2 separate regions of the Homo sapiens genome follow, and region 1 is linked to region 2. Evidence: read pairs that join two places in POLR2A ChIA-PET (ENCODE). Cell type or tissue: GM12878. All regions are shown on one strand. Links, peaks and the distances in the headings refer to the core of each region. The heading gives the core; the rest is flanking DNA. Region 1 holds the start of DEDD (death effector domain containing). Region 2 overlaps LOC105371470 (a long non-coding RNA gene).

Region 1 (12,792 bases), core at 5,173-10,172, 360 kb before region 2:
TACAGGCAAGTGCACACCCACCTAATTAAAAAAAAATTTTGTAGAAATGGGGTCTCTCACTATGTTGCCCAGGCTGATCTTGAACTCCTGGCCAAAGTATTGGGATTACAGGTGTGAGCCACCACACCCAGCCAGGGTATCATTATTAAGTGTAGTAAGATTGATGGTGCCAGCACTGGCTGGTGTTGACTTGAAGACTCACTGAAAGACTGGGACTGGCAGCCATGATGCATAAGGGCAGAATAGCCTGGGGGTTGTACTGCCCAGTGATACTTGGGGAAAGGTTCAAGATCTGGATTTGACTCTTGTGCCAAGCTTCCAAGAAACCTAGGTTCAGAGGTAAGAGCACCTTTCCTATCAGCTGCCTCTGTGGGGACATCTGACACTTTCAACATCCACCCCCTTGAAATACTCTTCCCTTTGATTCTGTGACAATTATCTCCCAGGTTTTCTTCTTCTTCACTCGCTGTTCCTTTTCAAAGATTCTCCAAGAGCTCTTTTTCTACTTGTGCCTTAAATGTTGGAATTTCCGAGAGCACTCTTCTTAGCCCTCTGCTCTTTTCTGGGGAGCTTATCCAAATCTATGGCTTCAACTACCACCGAAATGTTGATGTTTCAGAATTTCTGGCCTATATATCACAGGGCTTTCTAAAAAGTAGTTTTCTGGCCAGGTACCATGGCTCACGCCTGTAATCCCAGCACTTTAGGAGGCCGAGGAGAGTGGATCACGAGGTCAAGAGTTTGAGACCAGCCTGGCCAACATAACGAAACCCCGTCTCTACTAAAAATACAAAAAATTAGCCAGGCATGGTGGCGTGCACCTGTAGTCCCAGCTACTCAAGAGGCTGAGGCAGGAGAATTGCTTGAACCTGGGAATCAGAGGTTGCAATGAGCTGAGATGTGCCACTGCACTCCAGCCTGGGTGACAGAGCGAGACTGTCTCAAAAAAGAAAAAAAAAAAGTAGCTTTCTGTAAAATAATATGTGCATAATAAAATAATTTCAAGCAATAAAGATAGATGTAAAATGAAAAGTATAAGTCTTATCCCTCCTAGGCCCACTCTTCATAATTTTTTAATGCATGTGTAAATGTGTCATATTTATTCTGTGCTTGCTTTTTTTCTCCACTTATATTTTTCTCTTAAGTTTTAGATCTGTGTATTAAACATGCCACTAGGACATATCTATCTAGCTATCTCACAGGTACCTAAAACTTCTTCACCTTCTTTGGAATTCTCCCTCCTGCAACACCCTACCACTAGTCTCCTTTTTACATCAACACCATGAAAAAACTGTCTTTATACGTTGTGCCTTCTCAATTCAATCTGGTTTCTATCCACCATAACTACAAAACAGCTTTCTCCAAATTTCCTAAATGACCTCCTTGTTGCAGTATCTTTTTTGGGGGGACAGAGTCTCACTGGAGTGCAATTGTGCAATTTCGGCTCACTGTACCTCCGCCTCCTGGGTTCAAGCGATTCTCCCACCTCAGCCTCCCAAGTAGCTGGGATTACAGGTGCCCGACACCATGTCTGGCTAATTTGTGTATTTTTAGTAGAGATGGGAGTTCCACCATGTTGTCCAGGCTGGTCTCGAACTCCTGACCTCAGGTGATCGGCCCACCTCGGTCCCCAAAGTGCTGGGATTACAGGTGTGAGCTACCACACCTGGCCTTTTTATTTATTTGTTTTATTTACAAAAAAACCAAAGTCTTGTTCTGTTGCCGAGAGTGCAGTGGTGCAATCTTGACTCACTGCAACCTCCGCCTCCTGGGTTCAAGTGATTATCATGTTTCAGCCTCTGGAGTACCTGCGATCACAGGTGCGCACCACCATGCCCAGCTAATTTTTGTATTTTTTGTAAAGATGGGGTCTTGCCATGTTGACCACACTGGTCTCCAGCTCCTGGTCTTAAGTGATTCACCTGCCTAGGCTTCCCAAAGTGCTGGGATTACAGGTGTGAGCCACTGTGCCTGGCCCTTGTTGCAATATCTGATAGATACATTTTATTTACTTTATTTTATTTTTTTGGAGACAGAGTCTCACTCTGTCACCCAGGCTGGAGTGCAGTGGCACGACCTCAGCTCACTGCAACCTCTGCCTCCTGGGTTCAAGCGATTCTTGTGCCTCAGCCTCCCCAGTAGCTGGGACTACAGGCGCGCACTGCCATGCCTGGCTGATTTTTGTATTTTTAGTAGAGACGGGGTTTCACCATGTTGACCAGGCTGGTCTCCAGCTCCTGACATCAGGTGATCTGCCCGCCATGGCCTCCCAAAGTGCTGGGATTACAGGAGTGAGCCACAGCACCCGGCCTATTTATTTCATTTTTTTTGAGACAGGGTCTTGCTCTGGTGCCCAGGCTGAAATGCAGTGGCGCGATCTCGGCTCACTGCAACCTCTGCCTCCTGGGTTCAAGCAATTCTCATGCTTCAGCCTCCCAAGTAGCTGGGATTACCGGCATGTGCAACCACACCCATCTAATTTTTTTTGTATTTTTAGAAGAGACAGGGTTTCACCATGTTGGTCAGGCTGGTCTCGAACTCCTGGCCTCAAGTGATCCACCCGCCTCGGCCTCCCAAAGCTAGGATTACAGGTGTGAGTCACCATGCCCGGCCCTGATGTATATATTTTAGTTAGCATTTTACTATATCTCTGTTACACTAAACGCTTTCACCAGTTTCCTTGATAGTTCTCTATGGTTTTCTTCTTTCCTTTCGGTTTGCCCCTTCTCAGTGTTCTTTTCGGCTTCCCTCATCCTATCCCGCAAATGCAGGTATCCTCTCCAGCCCACTTCATGGCTTCAACAGCTATCTATATGCACACGCACACACACCTCAAACCTTTCTTTTGAGTTCCCAACCCACATTAGCTAATATCCCAGGGGCACCTAAAACTCATTATCTCCCCCCTAAACGAGAAAGAAACTGGTATCATTATTCCCCAGTTGTCCAAGTCACAACATTCGTACCTCTTAAACCAATCTGTATCTCCCCATCCGCACTCTCCCTTCCACAGGCAGACCATCATCATCCTTGCCTGGAAAAGAGCCTCACAACTGCTCTCCTTGATTCTCCTCAATTCATTCATCCTTCACACTGCACGCAGCGATCTAAAATGCAAATGAAATTGTTCACACCTCTGCTGAGATTCTTCAAAGACTTTTCATTGCCTTAAGGATAAAAATCAATTAATTTACAAGGCTTCGCATAATCTGGTCTTCCCCTATCTATTACCACTTTCTTAAGCCACACCAGAACGTACCCGCACCATCCTCCCCACCCCCAATTCCCAACAGCCCTACACGGATCAGCTAGGCGACACTTCCTACAGGAAACCGGCGTTCAAAAGGTAAATGCTGAACAAATGAATTCCGAGACGGGATCTGGGCACCACTTTCGGCTCCGGATCCGGGTTTACGGAACGTCCGGGTTATCAGGAAGCTCAGAGGAAAGGTGAAATCCAGATCTTGACCCTTCACTCAAGTTCGCCAGACAAACCGATCCCCGTGGTATTCCGCCCTTATGAGTCATGGCTGCCAATCCCAGCCTTCCAGTGGGTCTTGAAGTCGCCACCAGCCAGCTGTGGCGCCACCAATGTTTCCCATTCAAGAATGCTATCCTCTTCGATCCCTTATTACCGCCCTAAGCAGCCGTCAAGACAAACCGGCGTTGCCAGCTTGCCCCAAAGCAAGATGGCTGCCAATCTCTATCTCTCCTCCCGAAGTGAAGCTATCCACTCCCCGATTAATGCCGCTGCCAGGCTGCCCTCACTTACTATGGCTACTCCGGCTCATGTCTCACTATGGCCTCGAAGCCGCCACTAACCGGCCGGGTTCCGGGAGGCGCCGTTCAGGATGCAGCCACCCCCGCCCGCCTGTCCCCTCCCCCACGGCCGCGGCGGCGGCGGCGGCGGCGGCTGCTGGAGCCCGGATGCGGCGCCGTGAGGCAGGCCCGGGAGAGCGGCGCGGATGGATCCAACATGGCGGCGCCGAGCCTGAGCCGAGAGTGAGGCGGAGGGGCGGCCGGAGTGGGGAGAGGGAGTCGAGCGGGACGGGGCGGGGCCGGGCGGGGCCGCAAAGGGCTTGGGGAAGGAAAGTGGAGGGGGAGGCGGTGGCGACGTCCAGCCTGAGAACCTCAAGAGAGGGAGGTGACGGGACGCTGAGAGGTGGGGGAGGGGAGCTGCCGAGGGGGGCGTGCAGGGGAGATGGCAACTGCGGGAGAGGGCAGGGGTCGAGACGGAGGAGTGAGGGCATGGGGAGGGGCGTAAACAAGGGCTGAGACTGGGCCCAGCCAGGGGTATTAGAGAGGCCGAGGTGGGGAGTGGGGCTGCGATCCGCTCGTATTGAAGGGGGTAGGAGCAGGAGGGAGAGGCTGAGGGTGTGAAGGGGAAGGGGGCTGTGGCATGTGGTTGGAGGGAGGACTGGACTCTGATGAGGGGTGTTGCGAGGAGGTGGGTAAAGGTCAGAATTGGAGTTAAGACGTTTCTGGGGGGCTTCGAAAGTGTTAAATTGGAGGTGGGAGGGGGAAGGGCCTAGGGGAGAATTTGGGTGGAAAAGGAGAGAACGGAGGCTTGGGGAATGGAGAGAGTGTCGGTGGGAGGAGGTAATGGAGAAAGTGAGAGACTGGGAGGAAGAAAGTTTGGGAGGAAGGGGAGTGGAATGGGAGATAGGACAGTGGAGCTGCACGGGTGATAGAGGTTCGGGGGTTTCCCTTTCCCCGGTGGAGAGGAGGAGAGAACAGAGTTAAGCAGCATCAGTTGCAGCCAATTCTAATTGCCAGGCCCTTAGCTTTTAAGAGGGTGGGAAGGGCAGAAGGGAATGGTCATGTGGGTTTGCAGAATTGGGGTTGGATGAGAATTCAACTGGGTTTGTTTTCCAAAAGACTCCCTAGCTTACTGTTCCCTTGTTTTTCCTGCTTGGGAAAATGGGGAAGCCGGTGTCGCCCAAGTGTGGAGGAGCAAAGGACTTTTCTAGTTTTTAGCATTAGCAATACAAGAGTGGGGGAGCAGACATGGCTATATTGGAACCCTATATGCTAAGGTGGAGGCTCTGGAAGTCTGAGGAGGGAAAGAGAAAAGATAGAGTGGCATCTAGACAGGTTAATTAAATGAGTGCTGTAGTTTCCAGACCCTTTTGCTGTTTTAAGTCTGGAAGGGAGGGGGTAACATGGATACTGTATGTAGAAAAACTTTTCCCTGGTGAAACATAGACGTATGAGTGGATGCTGCGCCATTAGATATTTTGTTCTCATTGTGTGCTAGTTAAGGGAAAGGGCCAAATGTAGAATTTGGAGGATAGTGCTGGTCTGCTGTAACCACTTTCCTCCCAGTTTTTTCTAAAGGTGAAAGTTAACGTTAATATTGTAACAAAATAGGAATAAGGAATTGTGGAGGAAGATGAGAAGCTGCCAGAGGGTAATTGGTTTTCCCAGAAGTTCTTAAATTTGGGAGCTGTCTTGCCGCAAGCCATTGAGACTGGAAATTCTTGGAGTTGGTATTGTTTTTGTAAATTGACTAATAGAGAGTTAGGGAAGCCTGGAGACTTGTTGGGGGTGAGTTCTCTAAATGGTTTTAGGCTTGTCTGTGTACTTTTGCAACGAGATTGTCTAATTCTATGGGCCTCTGAGGTTTCAAAGTAAAACTTGAAAATTAATTATTTTCCCCTCCTTATTTGTTTTTGTTTTGCTGCTGGCTGTGAAACTTGTGCTAGGAAGAGACCTGGGAAATTAAGTTTCTTGCGGAGGTAAGTCTGGAACTTTTTTATTGTTTTCAAACAATGGAAGGGAATGGAAATAGCATGGGAGTTATTTTGAGGTTGGGTCCATTAATGAGGAGGAGAATGCCAGGGAAAATGAGTTATCATTCATCCATCTGAGTGCATGAGATCTGTTGTAATCACTGTCTTTAGTTAATTGGAGATAGGAGGTGAAAGAGAAGGAGATTTAGATGTCTTGGGACAATCCCCCAGCTTTGGTTTGTTATTGTCTAGTCTTCTTGGTCAGCTCTGAAACATTTTTTTTTTTTAACATATGGAAGGCTGTATTCTAGTACATTGTCTACTAAATGTTGCCCTTGGAGGGTTGCTGGGACACCTTCCTTCCGTGGGAAACTTTTCCTCTAACTTTCTCTTTCAGCTGTTGGGGGGTTCCTGGCATCCTTCTTTTGAAAACATACTATGTAATTCTGACTTCCAGATATTTGATTACATTTCCTATCCCACCAGCAAGAATGTACTCTTAACCATCTTTAAGATTTTCTATGTAGTTTTAATTTAAGTTTCAAGATACCACTTTTTTTTGTAGTTCTTCTGCATGACTTTTCCTCTGAGGACTTCTGAGAGAGTCAGATATCTCTTAATTCTATGAAATTACAAATATCATCCCTGTTCAGAAAAGATGACTGTCATTTTCATTTCAAGACAGCACTCTTTTTTATTTCTTTCATGTCGCTTTCCCCTAAGGGCTTCTGAGAGAGCCAAGTACCTCAAAAACTACAGATATTCCTGGTTGGGATGAGACCAGACTTTGCTTGGAAGTAGAAACATAGTAGAGAAGGACCAATCAGGAGGAAATCCTGAAGATACCTATAGACTGTTGGCCCTTGGCTGACTTGGACTTCTCTAAAGAAAAAAGCAAAACTCCAGGAAATACAACAATTCCTCAGAATCAATTATTCTTGGGAAACTGTAGGGGAGAATTCATGTGTTACTATCTCAAATACAGCCAGACCAGTCAGTGGGATCAGGACTTTCTGTGTGCTGGAGTTTCGTCTCTTGGTATTTGGCAGTGTTTCAGATACCAAGACTTGAGTTAGTTCTAATTTTCTGTTCAGAGGGTTACATTCTCCTCACCATTCTGATACCTGTCATCTAGAATCTCTGTATGTTTTAAGTTGAGCTCCCTTGCTTCACTGTCACAGAAATACGAGTATATTTTGGTTTTAGAGGAAATTGGTCATGTTTTCTTTTCTAATTTTACTAATCAGCTGAACTTTCATCACTTTTTTTTTTTTTTTTTTTGAGGCAAGGTCTCACTCTGTACCCCAGGCTGGAGTGCAGTGGTGCGATCAGAGTAGCTGGGACCACAGGTATGTCCCACTATGCCCAGCTAATTTTTGTTTATTGTTTGTAGAGATGGAGTTGTGTCATGTTGCTCAGGCTGGTCTCGAACTCCTGGGCTCAAGCAGTCCTCCTGCCTTGGTCTCCCAAAGTGTTGAGATTACAAGTGTGAGCCACCATGCGAGGCCTCATCACATTCTTTTAATGTTAAAGTTAGATAGATTCTTGGAACCCTTATCTGGGTTGCATTAAGTGGAGAGGGCTGCCTCTTAACCTGCATGACAGTATCCTCATATTTCTCCCAAGCACATGGCCTTGAGGAACTTACATATTTCTATGTTTGCTTCATTGAATAAGCAATATAAGTCTGATTAGTGACCTCACAAGGAGAATTTGCTGCTCATCCAGTTCCAAGACTTTAAAGATGACCCTGAGGCTTACGAGCAGGATCCTTTGTGTCTGTCTTGCAGAGGATTACATTTCTAATATCCCCATAGAACTCCAGATTGAACTAGGTCAAAGTAGACCTCCTGGGATGGGGCAGAAGTGGATGTAGAACTACCACCTGTTCCTCAGCTGAATGGCAACAGCAGGTGACAGAGGACCCAAGGTTGGAGTGGCATGAAACACCTTAGTGCAGTTGGACTTGGGAGTTAAATGAACATGTATGTCCGACAGGCTTTTCTTTTCTTCTGGAATGTTGTTTGATGGGTTTGGATGGAGGGACCAGATGGCTTTTTCTAGATCTAGTGTGGAAAGTGACATGCATTCTTTTGACCCTTTACCATGCTCCACCTAGAATAGGGTTTCTCATCCTTGGCATTATTGACATTTTGTGCTGCATGATTCTTTGTTGTGGCAGACTGTTCTGTGCATTACAGGATGTTTCTTTTTTCTTTTGAGACAGGGTTTCACTCTGTCACCTGGGCTGGACTGCAGTGGCGCTATCACATCCCACTGCAGCTTCGACCTCCCAGGCTCAAGCGATTCTTCTACCTTAGCCTCCCAAGTAGCTGGGATCACAGGTGCATGCCACCACGCCAGGCTAATTTTTATATTTTGCATAGAGATGGGGTTTCACCATGTTGTCCAAGCTGATCTCAAACTCCTGGGCTCAAGTGTTCCTCCCACCTTGGCCTCTCAAAGTGCAGGGATTACAGACGGGAGCCACTGCACCTGTCCTATAGGATGTTTCTAAATATCCCTGGCTTCTACTCATTACATGCTGATGGCAGTCCCCTTCCCCACCAGGCATAATAATCAGAAATGTCTCCAGACATTGCCACATATTCCCCAGGGGTCAAATTTGCCCCTGGTTCAGAACCACTGACCTAAAAGCTATTATAATTCCTAGTACATTGATGATCTAGCCTGGGATCTAGGACTTAAAGGTGGCTAGTGTGTTTGTTTCCTCTCAAATGTAGGGAGTTAACTTCAAAGGATTGAAGCTTATAGAATTACATCCATTGATACATAATTAGGACCACAGTGCTTTCCTGTATTTTGCCTTATTTTCCATTGCGAGGGTATGTGGGGACAGTGTTTCTTCATTTCCTGGGGTTTAAGCACACTTTAAATTAGGGAACTGTGGAGCAACCAGCTCTTCTGGTTGGTTTAATGTGAAACCTACCCAATCTGCTTTATCTGAGAGCCTCACAATCAACAGCTGGCCCAAGGGAACAGGTGGGATAGGGAACAAAGAGAAGTTGCAGGGGCTCTGAGGAGGCTCAGTTTTCTCATGTTGCCTGCTATGAGCAATAACTTATTTTCCTTTAGCACCTTCATTTGTACCCAGTAACAGCAACAGGTGAATCGAGAGGAAGAGGCAAGGAATACCAGTCTATAGTTGAATAGCTATTTCCCATGCTTTGGGTGGGGCATCTGGGCTCTCAAAACTATATATGGATTACATTTCCTGTCTACATATCAGAACCCATGGTATAGGGTTAAGTGATCCCAGAGTGTACCTCCCCTTTTCTTAAGGGAATGAGTTTCTCTGTGCTTTCATTTTAGTTTTTCATCTGAGGAAGAAAGGACCAGTTCCTACTTACTCTTCAGCTTTCTCTATCAGCTTTGTTTTTCCAAAGAAGCTTATTATTTTATTGTTTCCTAGTCTAGCCTCAGTTCCTTTTTGTATAAAATGGACAGAGCAACCTGTTTAATTGTTGAGTAGGGTAGAGTGGTGTGGTATGGTGTGGGTAGTTCTGGACATTGCAGAGGAGGCTATGGCTAGTTAGAATATATGCATGGTAACTGAATTACCTGTATCTGTTTTTAATGGGGTCCTCTCTTGGACTTTTGTGAATTTGTTTCTTAATTGGAATTGCTTGAGGTGATCTCTTGGAGATTAAGTTCAGTTCAACAGTGGGTTGCTCCCACTATATTTGAGGCTCTGTCCATTACTAGGCACTAGGGATATAAAGATGAATATATCTCTCCATGAGTTGAGTAGGATCTAATGGGATAATAAATACACAAATAATTTTAGTACATGGTGATAAATGGTGTAAAGGAGATATGCATAGTGTTCCATAAGCGCACAGAAGAGGACTACTTATCTCTGCATGGGGGTGTAGAAAATGCATTTTGAAGATGGCATCTGAGCTGACTCTTAAAGAATGAGTAGGAGTTAGCCATCTGAAAAAGAGTGATGATGGGGGTGTGGAATAGAGAAGGGAGAGGGGCATTCAGGCAAAGAGAAGAGCCTGAAGAAGGTATAGAGAAATTGCATGATGTATGTGAACTATAAACAAACTGATAATGTTAGAGAATAAAAAGCGGATGTGATGGGAAATGAGGTTGGGAAGGTAGGCCTGATCTTAGAAGGCTTGATGTGTGTGTAAAGAATTTGGAGTGTTCGGCCAGGCGTGGTGGCTCACACCTGTAATCTCAGCACTTTCGGAGGCCGAGGCAGGCGGATCACAAGGTCAGGAGTTCGAGACCAGTCTGGCCAATATGGTGAAACCCCGTCTCTACTAAAAATACAAAAAGTAGCTGGGCGTGGTGGTGGGTGCCTGTAGTCCCAGCTACTCGGGAAGCTGAGGCAGGAGAATCGCTTGAACCTGGGAGGCGGAGGTTGCAGTGAGCCAAGATCGCGCCACTGCACTGCAGCCTGGGCGACAGAGTGACTCTGTCTCAAAAAAAAAAAAAAAAAAAAGAGTTTGGAGTGTTCTTATAGATAACGATGGGGCAATCAATGGGTCTGAAGCAGGAAAGTGACTTGGTCAGTTGTGGACTTCAGACAGCTAACTGAACTAGATGTGGCAGTGGATGGATTTAGGTAGGTTAAGATTGGTGTTGCAGAGAACTTTTAAAGTTACAGTAGTCCAGGTGAGAGATTATTGTAATCTGAACCATGGCAGTGGAGGTGGAAAGGTAGGATAGATTTAAGAAATATCTAGAAGTAGCATTAACAGGAATTTAGGATTGATTGTGTGATTGGAGAGTGTGACCAGAGAGTGCACAGTATAGGATGGTACTGTCTGGTGGAGCAGTAAGTATGAGTGACTTGAGTCAAAGTTGTTGAATTTGGGAATTGATTAATGGCTGCGTCATTGGTATTACCTGTAGCCCATAACGATGGAGGAACTTTGTGAATCAAGAGCCAAACTATATAACGAATGTGGAGCTGTGATTGGTCATTGATAGGGGATTGGTAAATGACATCCATGAGGAAAGCTTAGAAGGTGGTATTGCCAAGGCCAGGTACGGTGGCTCACGCCTGTAATCCCAGCACTTTGGGAGGCCGAGGTGGGTGGATCACCTGAGGTCAGGAGTTCAAGACCAGCCTGACCATCATGGTAAAAACCCATCTCTACTAAAAATACAAAAATTAGCAAGACGTGGTGGTGCGTGCCTGTAATCCCAGCTACTTGGGAGGCTGAGGCACGAGAATTGCTTGAACCTGGGAGGCGGAGGTTGCAGTGAGCCGAGATTGCACCACTGCACTCCAGCCTGGGTGACAAAGTGAGACTCCATCTCAAAAAAAAAAAGTTGATATTGCCAAATAGGGTGAAGATCAAGGGAGTACAAATGGCATAGAATTACAAGAATGCTTATTGTAGAAACTTAATGTTTATTTTAAATCCATGAGTTTTGGTAAATATTGATAAACTTTCTGAGCAGTTATCATTTCTTGATGTGGTTGGATTGTAGGAAAAATGTGGAGGGATGATTCTGGGCTGCAAAGGCCAAGGATGCTTGTATCTTTGAAATGTTTCACAACCATTTATATAAGGGTTACCCGTGATTTTCTCATTGGATTCTTAACAACTCTGAGGTGTATATTCATTCATCCCTGTTTATAGATGACAGCACTGAGAATCTGGAGTTAAGTGACTTGCTTACGGTCACACAGCTACACAGCCTTTCAGTGATACAGTCAGAATTTAAACTAGTTCTTTTTTTTCCGAGATGGGGGACTCACTCTGTCACCCAGGCTACAGTGCAGGATTATGGCTCACTGCAGCCTTGAACTCCTGGGCTCAAGTGATCCTCCTGCCTCAGCCTCCTGAGTAGCAGGGACTACAGGCACATGCCACCATGCCTTGCTAATTTTTTTCTTTTTTGTAGAGATGGGGTCTTGCTATGTTGACCAGGCTGATCTTGAACTCCTGGCCTCAAGCCTTCCTCCCACCTCAGCCTCCTGTGCAGCTGGGACTACAGGCGTGTACCACCAAGCCCAGCTAATTTTTTCTTTTTTTGTAGAAACGGGTCTCCCTATGTTGCCCAGGCTGGTCTTAAACGCCTGGGCTCAAGTGATCCTCCTGCCTTGGCCTCCCAAAATGCTGGGATTACAGGTGTGAGCCCCTGTGCCTGGCCAGTGTTTATTTTTAAACAAACACTTCAAAAATTTAATAAACATGTATAAAGCACTATACTGTGCCAGGCATTGTTAGCAACTGGGAATATGGGAATGCATGAGACTAGTTCCTGCCCTTGAGTGTCTCATCGGTTCTTTCCCTGCCCTTTCAGTACGGTGGGGATTGCAGCTGCTGAGCAGGGATTCTGGAAAGCATTGCGTACCTGAGCCCCCAGCATGGCGGGCCTAAAGCGGCGGGCAAGCCAGGTGTGGCCAGAAGAGCATGGTGAGCAGGAACATGGGCTGTACAGCCTGCACCGCATGTTTGACATCGTGGGCACTCATCTGACACACAGAGATGTGCGCGTGCTTTCTTTCCTCTTTGTTGATGTCATTGATGACCACGAGCGTGGACTCATCCGAAATGGACGTGACTTCTTATTGGCACTGGAGCGCCAGGGCCGCTGTGATGAAAGTAACTTTCGCCAGGTGCTGCAGCTGCTGCGCATCATCACTCGCCACGACCTGCTGCCCTACGTCACCCTCAAGAGGAGACGGGCTGGTGAGGAAGTATTAGGGGCTGGAATCAGGGAAGAGTTGTGGGAGGCCAGGAAGGAGCAGCATAGGCGTCCAAAGGGGAGGACACATTGATCCTGGGGAGTACTTAGAGTAAGTTGTGAGGCCCACTGGGGGTTTGGACTGACAGAAGGGAAGGGTGTATATTTTCCTGAATGATTACTTCTCCTCCTACAGTGTGCCCTGATCTTGTAGACAAGTATCTGGAGGAGACATCAATTCGCTATGTGACCCCCAGAGCCCTCAGTGATCCAGAACCAAGGCCTCCCCAGCCCTCTAAAACAGGTGAGAAGACATTAACTCCCCCTGCTTTCCATCATCAAGTAAAAGGACACTGATCCCATCACATTCTGGGCTTTGCCA
Region 2 (12,792 bases), core at 3,866-8,865:
CACTGCCAGAGGTCTAATTCTAAATTAAGAAATGCTTGTGTTACTTTTTAGCTTAAAACTTTAGGACATGAGAGGGAATGTGGAAGTGTTGATTAAACGGTAATAGTTTCAGACAGACAGGAGGAATAGGTTTTGAGATCTATTGCACAGAAGGCGACCATGGTCAATAATAATGTATTATACAGTTCAAAATAGCTGAGGGAGTACATTTCAAATGTCTCACCGTAAAAAATGGTAGGTGAGTGAAGATATGTTAATTAATTTGATTTAATCATGCCACATTGTATACATGATCAAAAATCACATTGTTCACCGTAAATGCATGCTGCTGTGATTTGTCAATCAAAAATAGTAAATATTTTAAAAACTAAAAAAAAGCCCTATGATGTCTGCCCACTATCTAAGGTATTTAAACAATTATTCATTCATTTAAGCCACAGGTATTTACTGAGTATCTTTTATGAACCCTGTGCTGTTCTAACCATTGTAGATACAATGAAGAAGAGGTCCAGATAAATTTCTACCCCTCATGTAAATCACTGTTACAATCATCACAACCTGCACCTGACTAGCTTTTTGGCCATTTCATCTTCCAGTCAGCCCTGGGAAATGACTTTGGGAGAGTTCTGTATTTTGTTGTACAAAGACAACATTGAATGTGTTCTATTATGGGCTTTTTGTGTCTGTGCTCTCCACTGAACTGTGAGAAAAACACATTCTTACTGTTCTCTGCATCTCTAATACACAACGAGTAATAGGTGTCAAAAAATGTGGGTCTGACAAGTATTTAAAAAGCATCTGCGCTGGGTGTTGTGGGACACATGCAGACATGATAATTGGCTGTAGACGTTCACAGTCTCCCTCTCTCTACGGGGCCTGATGGACATTTCAGTTCCGCCCCCACATTCGGCTACCTGAAGGGGCCTCCAGCCCAGCCATGCCTCTGACTTGTCTTCCTTCAAAATCATTTTCCCTGTTTCTCTGTCTTCCTGTCTTCCTTTTCTCCCAATTACTAACTTGTGGTCATTGTTCATTCAGCCTCCTTTGTACCCCACTCCCTGAGGAAAGAATTTCTTCCTTTTTTGATTCTGGGAGTTTTGGGGATTGAATAGATTTCACCTGGACATGGGGAGAAACCAAGAAGAGAAGTACGAGATGGCGGCCATCCTGTGAGACACAGAGTTAAAGAAGTTCGCATGTGGAGTGCTGCCTGAGGCCAGCATTTCCTGGTGTGAGAGAAGGACATTGACACTGATTAAGGCATAAACCCTATTTCATTTACAAACTGAGTTCAAAATTATCAGGAAACTGCTATGTGTCTTCTGTTTAAAATAATCTGTTTATGTTTTATTGAAGTGTGTTTTTAAGTGTTCAGAAAGAAAAAGGAGCTTATTTATTTAAGAAAAATTGAATGGAACATAAAAACATTGTTATTGTCACACATATATATTATTAAGTTTTTGTTAATGTTTAAATAACTAGATTCAGCCCAGCTTCAGCTTGAATGTCATCTCCTTGGAGCAGCCTTTGGCCACTATACTTAAGTAGATCTTTCCTCTCATTCATAATCAATGTATGTTTAAAAAAATAATCTGGAGTCTGTTAGGCTGAGACGGCCCTAGCAATCTGGGATTCTACACAAGCAAACAGAAAACCAACTCAGAATGACTTAACCAGTCGGAAACCACCAGGTAATCTCTAAATGGGGAATTCCATTTAAGCCATCAAATATTTTCTTTTCTTCTTTTTATTTTGCATAGAGACAGGATCTAACTCTGTTGCTCAGGCTGGTCTCAAACTCCTGGCCTCAAGTGATCTTCTCACCTTGGCCTCCCAAAGTGCGGAGATTACAGGCATAGACCACCATGCCTGGCACACTTATTTGTTGGTTTACTTATTTATTGTTTATTTCCCTCACAAGATATTCAGCTCTATGAGGATAAGAACTATTTCTATATATATTTTTTCAAAACTAAAAACCCAAAGGGTAATAGTGTTTGGCTTATGATAGATACTTCAACATTTACTGAATGAATGAAAGAATGAATTGGAGTTGAGAATATTTTTTCTTAAGATTTGAAGACTATTAGGAGGTTTTACAAGGATCTGGGGCCTACACCATTGTCTGTTTTCTCTTTCTGCTTTTGATGGAGAGAAGCAGCAAATTAAATCTTTATCCTAAAAGTTTCCTAGAATGCTCAACAGTTAGCAAAAGAAAAAGTTAAAATAAAAGAAACATTTATGTTTTGTTTTGACAGAAAGCTGCTCTGCAGTGCTAGATACGTTAATCTAGAATTTGAACCATATACAAATAACTGAACCAAAAGCAAAATTTAGGTGGGAAACTTTGAGCTTCTCTTTCTTTTTCTTACTCTCAGTTGATCAGCTCATTTCCTAGTTCATTCACAGAGAGGATTGGCAAATATCACCCATTACACACAAAGCTTCCAATCAAGTAGTTAATGACTTATTTGGAAATATAAGAGGGCAGACAGGATCACAAGATATTTGGGGAAGGCCTCTAACATGAAAGACAATCTCCAAACCAAATGAATCAGGGGGAAAAAAGAAACTTGGAAGAAAAGAGATAATACAGGGAGCAGGAGAAAATTAAATAAAATCCCTCAAACAATATTCTTAGAGACATATAAAAAGATTTTCACTTAAAAACAGAAACAGGGTGCCAGCCTAAGAAAAACTGAAAAGTCCAAGAGTAAGAAAGAGCCCTAGTAACAATAAATACATAAATAAAAAGCAGAAAACTTCTAAAATTCAATGGAAGTGTTGGAAAATCAAATGAAGAAACTCTCTCAGAAAGTAGAACTAAAGACAAACAGATGAAAATAAAAGAGAAAAGATAAGGCCATTAAAGAATCAGCCCAGGAACTCCAACCCCTGGATAACACAGTTCCAGAAAGGGACATGTCTTAGTCTATTTTGTGCTGCCATGGCAGAATCCCACAGATCGGATAATTTATAAACAGTAGAATTTTATTTGTCTCATGATTCTGGAGACTGGGAAGTCCAAGATCAAGGGGCTGCATCTGGTGAGGACCTTTTTGCTGCATCATAACATGGTGGAAGGCATAACATGATCAGAAAGTGAGTGTGTGTGTGTGTGTGTGTGTGTGTGTTTGTGTGTGTGAGAGAGAGAGAGGGGAGGGGGCTGGACCCATCCTTCGATTAGGAACTCACTCCCCCAATAACTAACCCACTCCCAAGATAATGGCATTAACCAATTCATGAGGGCTCTTAAAATTCCCACCTCTCAACTCTGTTGTACTGGGGATTAATAGAGGCAGCAGGACCAGAGCACCCAGTGAAAGACATTATCAACTATAGGAAAAACAAAGAATGGTTAGGAAGGAAATTGAATACTCTACATGGCTCGAATGTGAATACTTATTGTCATAAATGTTAAATACAGTTTAGCAAAAAGCTATGTTACAACATACTCTGGCGGGATGGGCAGAAAGGCCTTTGTGTTGCTGAGTGGCTAAAGAGTGTGGAGGACAGTGGATGAGAGAGCCAAATACCTATCTCCATAGCAGGAAGTCAATAACTAATGTCTAAAATCAAGAAAGGACAGAACAAATATATCATTTCTAAATATCAAGGAAGTATCATGAGAAAAAACAAATAATTGACAGTGGTTGCCAGCACAACAGTTGCCAGAACAGCAGTTCTGGGTGTAGTGTGGCAGAAGACTGCTGCTTTTTTTTTTTTCAAAATTTATTATGTCTTATGCTATTAGTTGAATTTTATAACTATATATATGTAGTATTTTGAAAAAAATTAAAATATTAGAAAGCACATGCACCAAGAGATGAAGAACAATAACCAAAAAGAGAACTCAAAGGTCTAGGAACTTGACTGGGTGGAAATGGGAGGATTTTAATGGGCCACGGGGTTCTACAGGAAGAGTGAATGGTTTAAACAAAGAGGCAGAGACTAATCAGTCAAATTTTAGTTGAAACAAAATTAGAGTTGAATATCTTTTCTCCAAATCTAGGTCCAATTATACATTCAACAAAATTCAACATTACTGACTAGTTAATATTTATGCTTATTTACAGATATAACAAAATTTCATAGCTAGGGAAGCAGTTCTGGGGCTGTCAGTGATCTTGCTTGTTATTCCAGACAACTGTCATTCAGGGACTCCAGGTAGCATGATCCTGAGAGCAAATGCACCATTGTTAAAGGCATAGACGTATAAATACAAACCTCTGCCACAGAGCACTATTCACTCTTTGCGTCTGAAGAGAACCAGAACCCCTTAACTCTTGGGCGGCAGCCTGCCGTCTGAATGTGAAGGAGAAGGAAGAATTAGTACAATGCCTGTTTTTGAGCTCTTCAAGTCACCAGCATTTTGTAGGAGTGGAATGCTTCATCTCCTGGCCCCTAACTTCGGGGTAGCAAAATGAGAAGCTAATGCCTGCTGGAAAGGGTCCCAAGATAGAGAAGCTAATGCCTGCTGGAAAAGGTCCCAAGATACTGAAAGCTCTGAGATTGCACTAGAAGAGAAGAGCTCAAATCCTGCCACTTACCCACAAAAAGCCAGGGAAGTGAGTGTCTACTGGAAATTGTTTTAGGTGTGAAGTATGAACTGTATGTATCTGAAGGCTTCCTGCCTTGGTGCTGCCAGATGCCCTTGCTGTGTGACAGGAGGAGGTGAGAACAGGTTGAAAGAGGAGGAAACGACTAATGACCCTTAGGAGCAGATCGATTACCACCCTATGAAAGAGTAAGTTGACAGTTCAGACTATGCAAAAACAAATTGTTGGAAAAGCCCCCTTCATTTTTCTTAGCCGAAAAGTAAACAGATTGCTACAATCTGGCATCTCTGTAGTTTTACCCACTCTCTCCACACCCCAAAGTACAGCCATTAAAGCCCCACGGTCACTACACATGTCTCTGTGTTATGACCTTGCTTTTCTTTCTCCTCGAGGGGACTCATTGACCTTTCTCCATCTGGCTCAATCTGTGTCAAGTTGCTTCTTGACCCATTTGTTTTTCCATCGGTTGTGAGCTCTTTGAAGTTAGGGGTCATGCTTTATCCATCCCTGCTTCTTGGCCATAGCACATAGTTGGTGCTCACTAAATACTTGCTGAAACACTTGTCAACTAAAGAAAAGCCAAGTTTTTAAAGAATTAAAGTGAGTTTTATTTAGTCTTACTGAGGTTGGCAACCCAGGAGAGTCTTTCGGAGAGTTTCTGTTAGACTGCTCCAAAGCAGTGTTTCAGCCTACAGCTTATACATAAGGTGACAGTCATTCTGCCTGTGCTCAAAAGTTATGTAAGAGCAAAATTTCACCAAAGTTTGGGTGCAAGGGTACATCTAGTTATAGATTACAGAGGCATAATGATTAATCCTGTCAACCATTATCTTATGTACAGCAAAAAGACAAAGGCCAGGATCATTGAATTTATCTTTTCTAAAAATGCAGTGATTTAGGTAAGAGATGTGGTAACCTGGGCTCCATCCTTCTTATCATCTTCAGGGCATCCTTCCGAAGGGCTGTCCTCAGTCACTGAGTCAGGGGCTTTGTGAAATTCTGCTGGCAGCTGAATGAGCAAACATGGCCTCTTATGTTTGCTACTTTGTCTTACAGAGTAAGTGAATGTAAAACAAAAACAAAAACAGAATGAATGAATGAAAGTCTCTGTGAGAGAAGCAACCTATCCATTGCTGTTTGCCTTTCCCACAGTTCTGGGTTTGGCTAGGGAGAGTTCACATCCCTGCTGATGTTTATTTTAAATTTCGAAGCAATAAGGAAATTGAAAAATGGACACAAAATTCAGGGGTATCTATTTCCTTTCTATTCATACAGCCTTATATTTTGCCTTCTAAGCTATTCTTTTCCTTGTATTCTTTTTAGACTCTCATTCAGATTATGTTACCTCAATATTCTTCCCTTAGAAGACTTTAAGAAGCAGATTCCATTCAACAGTTTTACTCTACAGAAATACTGTGTGTAAGGCCGGGTGCGGTGGCTCATGCCTGTAATCCCAGCACTTTGGGAGGCTGAGGCAGGTGGATCCCCTGAGGTCAGAAGTTTGAGACCAGCTGGCCAACATGGTGAAATCCCATTTCTACTAAAAATACAAAATTTAGCTGGGTGTAGTGGTGCACACCTGTAATCCCAGCTCCTCAGCTACTCAGGAGGCTAAGGGAGGAGAATTGCTTGAACCTAGGAGATGAAGGTTGCAGTGAGCCAAGATTGCACCACTGCACTCCTGCCTGGGCAACAGAGTGAGACTCCATCTCAAAAAAAAAAAAAAAAGAAGAAGAAGAAGAAGAGGAAATACTGTGTGTTTTCCTCAGTGTTCATGAAGCTTAATGTGCAGGTATTTTCATAAGGTTCTATATTTTATTGAAAAACAGACAACAAAACAAGAAACAGACTAGTAAAATTGCTGAATATGTGCATGGTTTGCCAGCTGGGCCAAGAGGAGGCAGCAGTGAGCTAACCCAGGGCTTGCTGTGTGGCTTGGAGGATCCTGTCACCATCAGCCTGCATTGTGACCTTGCTTTCATTTTCTCTCTCTGAGATGAGGGAGTTAGACTACATGATCCTTAGAGTCTCTTCCAGCTCCAAAATTCTCTGTGTAAGTTTTAAATAGATGTTTGGGACTGATTTAGGTCTGGGAAGAGAAAAGTGAAGGAAACAGACAAAAATTCCCTCCGTTTATGAAGCTTACATTCCCATGGGGCCTTCCAGACCCTACGGTTGTCATAGTGGCGAGGAGGCTGCCTGGATTGGAGGGTATGAGGCTGGGTAGGAAGTCAGACCAGGGCTTGACCAGTAGGCATCAGACAGATCCAGGGACCAGGCAAAGCAGGAAATGAATGAAATTCACTGGGTCCAAGTGAGATGGGAGCAGGGAACAGGCTCTCCACAGAGCCAAGCAATCAGAGGGATTGTGCTAGGTCCCTAACTGACCAGGAGGAGACAGGCAGAGTTGTACCCACAGGACAGTTGGGCCTGCAGAACCTCCAGAACCAGAAAGTCCGTTTAGCAGCCTGACTCAGCAAGGCTTGCTTCTGCTCCTGGGGAGATGCACAGGTCCCAGCATGCAAGTGACTGGGAGGGAACATGGAGAACACAGCAAAGAGGAGGAGCTAGAAAGAGCACCGGAGGAGTGAGGGGAGGAACAGCTCAGAGCCTTATAGCTGACAAGCCTTCTGTAAGGGTGGCGTGAATGAGTGAATGACACAGAGGGGAGTGTTTGCTACTTTGCTTGATCTGTGAGCACTGGTCAGCTGCCTCTTATTATATGCCTCAACTTTATAATGATATGATTAACTGCTATTCTCAGGTCTTCAGTTACTCTTTATACTTAAAGTTCTAGAGGCTCAGTTCTGAATGGAATCTATATAATTAGCCAGTAGTCTCTTTATGATGAGGTAACTTCTGTCGAAGGACTGTGATGTTATACTCTGCTGAACACTTTACGTGTATGATTATCTTTACCTTTAATCTCACTACAATCCTATGAGGTAGAAAGTATCTTTCACATTTTATAGAAGAGAAAACTGAGGTTCCAAGAAACTAAGCATTTTGCTCATGGTCATAGGACTAAGAGAAGATACATGACGTCCAGAGTTGCTTTTCTCTTTCTCTCTCTCTTTCTCTATCTCTTTCTCTCTCTCTCTCTCTCTCTCTCTCTCTCTCTCCCCCCTCCCCTCTCTGTATCTCTTCCTCTCTCCTCTCCAAGTTTTCAGTGTGGTGAAAGTAATGCAGATTAGTGACTAACCACTGTGGGTAGCATGGGTTTTTTCTTCTTTTTCCCCTTTTTAATTACACATCCTTTCCTTTCGTTTTCCTGGTGCTCTAAGCCAGCTCACCCCTGGTTTTTTATTCTGCCTTGTTTGGGATGGAGGTGGTATGCATGGAAGAGCAAAAGCAAAAACTTTAGGTAGCCTCAGCCCTAAAGTAGAGCCAGGATCCACACCAATGTCTCCTCTTAACTGCCTCAACCACTTGCCTTGCTGTCTGCCCATCTTTGAAGTGGAGATCTTAGTGGTTAGCCTCTGGGCCTCACCTTCATCTCTCCCTGTCCTCATCTTGTTTGCTTTCTTCCCAGACTAACTCAGCTCCAGGATTGTCCCTTCTGGAAGCTATCCCATGCGGCTGTCCCTGCCTTATACAGGATCTACCTTGGCAGAGGGAAAACAACTCTTGGTCCTTGTCATGGTAAATTTTATGTGTCAACTTGACTGGGCTAAGGGATGCTCAGATACCAGATAAAATATTGTTGCTGGGTGTTTTCAGAGGTCATCAGCATTGGAATCAGTAGATGAAGTAAAGAAGATTGCCCTCACCAATGAGGGCAGGCATCACACATCTATCGAGGACCTGAATAGAACAAAAACGCAGAGAGGAGGGATAAGGAAGGACTTGTTAAAGATTACAAAATTATAGCTAGATAGGAGGAATAAGAGGAATAAGTTATAGTGTTCTATACCACTCTAGGATGACTACAGTTAACAATAATGTACAGTTTTAGATAACTAGAAGGAGGACATTGAATGTTCCCAACACAAAGAAATGATAAATGTTTGAGATGACAAGTATGTTAATTACCCTTATGTTATCACTACAAATTATATGGCTCTAAACATCACTATGTACTCCAAGAATATGTACAATTATCATTTGTCAATTAAAAATATATACATACCATGGAATACTATGCAGCTATAAAAAAGAATGGGATCATGTTTTCTGCGGGAACATGGATGGTGCTGGAGGCCATTATCCTTAGCAAACTAACACAGGAACAGAAAACCAAATACTGCATGTTCTCACTTATAAGTGGAAGCTAAGTGATAACTCATGGACACAAAGAAGGGAACAACAGACACTGGGGCCTACTTGAGGGTGGAGGGTGGGAAGAGGGAGAGGAGCAGAAAAAATAATGATTGAATAGTAGGCTTAGTATCCGGGAGATGAAATAATCTACCTGACAAATCCCCATGACACGAGTTTACCTACATAACACATCTGCGTATATACCCCTGAACCTAAAATAAAAATTAAAAAATAAAATAAAAACAGAAAGGTGAAGGATGGAAGGAAATTAGTTTCTTTGCTTGAGTTGAGACATCCATCTTCTCCTCCCCTCAGACATTGACAATCCTGGTTCTTGGACTTTTGGACTCAGACTGAGGCTTATACCACTGGCCTCCTAATTCTAAGGTCTTCAGGCTTAAACGGAATTATACGACTGGCTATCCTGGTTCTCTGGCTTGTAGACAGCAGATCATGGGACCTCCTTGACTTCCATAACTGTATGAGGCAATGCCTATAATAAATCTTTATACATGCATATATCTCCATCCTATTGGTTCTGTTTCTCTGGAGAACCCTGGCTAATATAGAGTTTGGTACTGAGAGTGGTTCTACAGGAAACAATTTTAAGAATGGTTATTCTGAATTGGCTCTGGAGTCTCTGGAATTGGCTCTCCAATCTGATTAGATTTAAAGATACTAATGACTATTTCTAGTAGTAAGGAAAGCAGTGATAGTCTGTGACATACACTATTTATATAGAGATAGGAAAAATATCTGCACTGAATACTTCTAATCAACTTATATCTAATCACTTATATGAAGCAAGGAGCTCATTTACTCTGTATATGATACTTTTAAACATTTTTAGAAAATAAGAGAACACAATGACATTGGTTGGTTTCTCCTAATATCAATGGACAAAGTGGTGAAAGAAAGGGATGAGCTTGGGGATTTAAATTCCCCACTGGAGGCTGGGCCCAGTGGCTCACCCCTGTAATCCCAGCACTTTGGGAGGCCGAGGTGGATGGATCACCTGAGGTTAGGAGTTCGAGACCAGCCTGGCCAACATGGTGAAAGCCCGTCTCTACTAAAAATACAAAAATTAGCTGGGTGTGGTGGCGGGCACCTGTAGTCCCAGCTACTTGGGAGGCTGAGACAAGAGAATTGCTTGAACCTGGGAGGCAGAGGTTGCAGTGAGCTGAGATGGCACCACTGCACTCCAGCCTGGGTGACAGAGCGAGACTCCATCTCAAAAAAAAAAAAAAAAAAAAAATATATATATATATATATATCCCAACTGGAGCATGGCATAAATGACCTAAAAGCTTGTAGTGTGCCCTGAAGAAGAGACTTATCTCCTATAGCTGAGAGGCTGAAAACCAAATGCAGAACCTCATCCTGTGATTGGCTGAATTACAATACAAGTTGAACTCCCAAACTTGCAGGGTGTCTACTGTTAAAGCGATGGCATTCATTGGGAAAGAATGATATCCTGTAAGCTGAGAAAGAGACATTGGGAATACCATGATAGAGCTGGGGATATTCAGCCCCTATATGCTTATGAACCTTCTTTGCCAGTGGAAAAGTCCTCCTTCATCCCCAGTGAAAGTAGCCTCCCCACCCACAGTGGTCTTGGTCTTTCCACCTCCTTCTGAGGTGCCACATTGCCAAAGAAAAGAGTAATGCCTTCCCCTAAGGCAATTACCATGCAAAACACTACTGATTCCGGACCCACTCTCCCCACCCCTCTTTGCTTTGAGACCTATAACTAAACTCAAGTCCCAGGAGGCCCCTAAAGATGAGGTACAAAGTGGGACCCATGAGGAGGTGCACTATATTCCAAAAGAACTACATGAGTTTTCTAACTTATATAAACAAAAATCTGGGAAACCTGTGGGAATGGATAATAAGGGTGTGGGGTAATGGTAGAAGGAACATAAAGTTGGGTCTCACTTTATTTATTAGTTAATATGCTGACTGAGCAGAGATTCTACATTTAGTGTTGCAGCTCATGATGTTTGAAAGGGCCCAAGAGGTTGTCTGGTAGATTGAAATCACGGACCAAAATTTACCCACCGTAAGAAATGGAAATGCCTGACCTCCCTTGTTTAGTGTAGAGAAAAGGATCAGAGACTTTGAGAGATTCGAATGTTAGAATGAATATATTATTTAAGACTTACTCACCCACACTGGGAGTATCCAGAAGACGTAACTTTTACACATTATGAGAAATAAATTTATGAGGGGAGCCCCAGCATCCTTGGAGAGCTCCACGATCACTCTTCACTTTGATTACATCTTACAGTGGGAACCACAGCCACTCAACTGGAAAACCTAAACACAATGGGAATAATTGGACCTTAGGTGGCAGGAGCCAAGTGTGGTATTGAACCGCCAAAGGCAAAATGGGAGTAGTTACCATAATAGACAGCAGAGTCAAAGCAGCAATCAGAATAGTCTGACTTGTGCAGACCTGTGGCACTAATGAGGTAATGATGGTGTTCCCAGAAGAAAAACAGATAGGAAGCCTACTAAATTCTTACTTGATTTGTATAAGAAAAAAAAATTTAGATCAAGTGAACAAAAGTTTAACTCAATTCATAAAAACAGTCACAGTCCCTGAATCAATTCCTAGACTTGAGCCAGTTTACAGATCCAAAACCTCTTGAATAAGGGGGAGACCGAGTTCTCTGGAGGAAGGACCCTGGTATACAACAGAGTATTCATATTGTTAATCTTTCTCCCAGCCTTCTCCAAAAGGACCTATAGCCTTTAACTATGGTAACAGTGCATGGGGGAAAAGGAAATAGTCAGATCTTTTGAGAACTATTGGACACTGGCCCTGAACTGACACTGATTTCAGAAGACCAAAACATCACTGTGGCCCTTCGATCAGAGTAGGGGCTTATGGAGGTCAAGTGTGTTTTAGCTCAGATCCATTTCCCAGTGGGTCCAGTGGGTCCCTGAGCCTATTCTGTTGTTATTTTCCTAGTTCCTGAATGCATAAGTGGAATAGACACACTGAGCAGCTGGCAGAGTCCCCACATTGGTTCCCTGACCTACGGAGTGAGGGCTGTTACGGTGGGAAAGACAAAGTGGAAGCCATTAGAAATGGGTGTACCTAGGAAAATAGTAAATCAAAAGCAGTACCACATCCCTGGAGGGATTGCAGAGACAGGTGCCATCACTGAGGACTTGGAATATGCAGGGGTGGTGGTGATTCCCACTACATCCTCGTTGCTCTCCTATTTGGCCTGTGCAAAAAACAGATGAATCTTGGAGAATGACAGTGGATAATCATAGGTTTAACTAGGTGGTCACTCCAGTTGCAGCTGCCATACCAGATGTGGTTTTACTGTTTGAGTAATTAACATACTCCTTGGTATCTAGTATGTAGCTTTTGTTTTTAAATTGACAAATACCTTTTTTTATTTTCTTAAGGCAAATGCCTTTTTCTTCATTCTTATCCATAAGACCCACCAGAAACAGTAGGCTTTTAGCTAACAAGGCTAGCAGTATACCTTCAATATCCTACCTTGGGGGAATATCAACTCTGTGGCCCTGTGTTATAATCATATTTAAGGGAATCTTGATCACCTTTCCCTTCCACAGGATATGACACTGGTCAGTTGCATTCATGACATTATGCTGATTTGACCTAGTGAGTGAGAAGTGGTATCTAGTCTAGACTTATTGGTAAGACCTCTGCATGTCAGAGGGTGGGAGATAAATCTGACTAAAATTCAGGGGTCTTCTACCTCAGTGAAATTTCTAGGGGTTCAGCAATATGGGGCAGACAGAGCTATCCCTTCTAAGGTGAAAGATAACTTGTTATATCTGGACCCTCCTGGAACCAAGAAAGTGGCACAATGCCGAGTGATCCACTTCGGATTTTTGAGACAACATATTCCTCATTCTGGCCCATTTACCTAGTGATCAAAAAAGCTTCCAGTTTTGGGTGGGGCCCAGAACAAGAGAAGGCTCTGCAATG

The links. ChIA-PET counts read pairs that join two places held together with the same protein. Peaks named below come from ENCODE experiments on the same cell type or tissue, not always from the same donor. Only the 100,000 strongest peaks of a DNase experiment are listed, where the experiment ranks them.
Region 1: POLR2A ChIA-PET joins it to region 2 with 13 read pairs; 4 of 35 experiments call an interaction of 5 or more read pairs at or near these places.

What each region holds. Positions count from the first base shown.
Region 1 is chr1:161,123,761-161,136,552 of GRCh38, reverse strand. DEDD (death effector domain containing) reads left to right here and starts at 3,886. Exons shown (of 6, transcript NM_032998.3): 1 at 3,886-4,002; 2 at 5,706-5,738; 3 at 12,027-12,415; 4 at 12,607-12,714. The coding sequence starts at 12,091. LOC112543491 (linc-UFC1) reads right to left here and starts at 1,403. Exons shown (of 1, transcript NR_156734.1): 1 at 1-1,403. It also overlaps a transcript of NIT1 not described here. RefSeq lists enhancers at 3,422-3,731, 4,193-5,016, 12,223-12,723 and silencers at 3,752-4,101, 4,152-4,371. In GM12878, for the core only: no CTCF peak of the experiment used is centred there; no DNase peak of the experiment used is centred there; H3K4me3 peaks cover 1,792 bases.
Region 2 is chr1:160,762,179-160,774,970 of GRCh38, reverse strand. It overlaps LOC105371470 (a long non-coding RNA gene), which reads left to right. Exons shown (of 3, transcript NR_188636.1): 3 at 1-2,261. Among named protein-coding and RNA genes, the nearest start is that of LY9, 28 kb to the left of the region's middle. RefSeq lists enhancers at 6,499-6,948, 6,979-7,028. In GM12878, for the core only: a CTCF peak has its summit at 6,461; DNase peaks (open chromatin) are centred at 6,510 and 7,161; H3K4me3 peaks cover 610 bases; H3K27ac peaks cover 2,295 bases.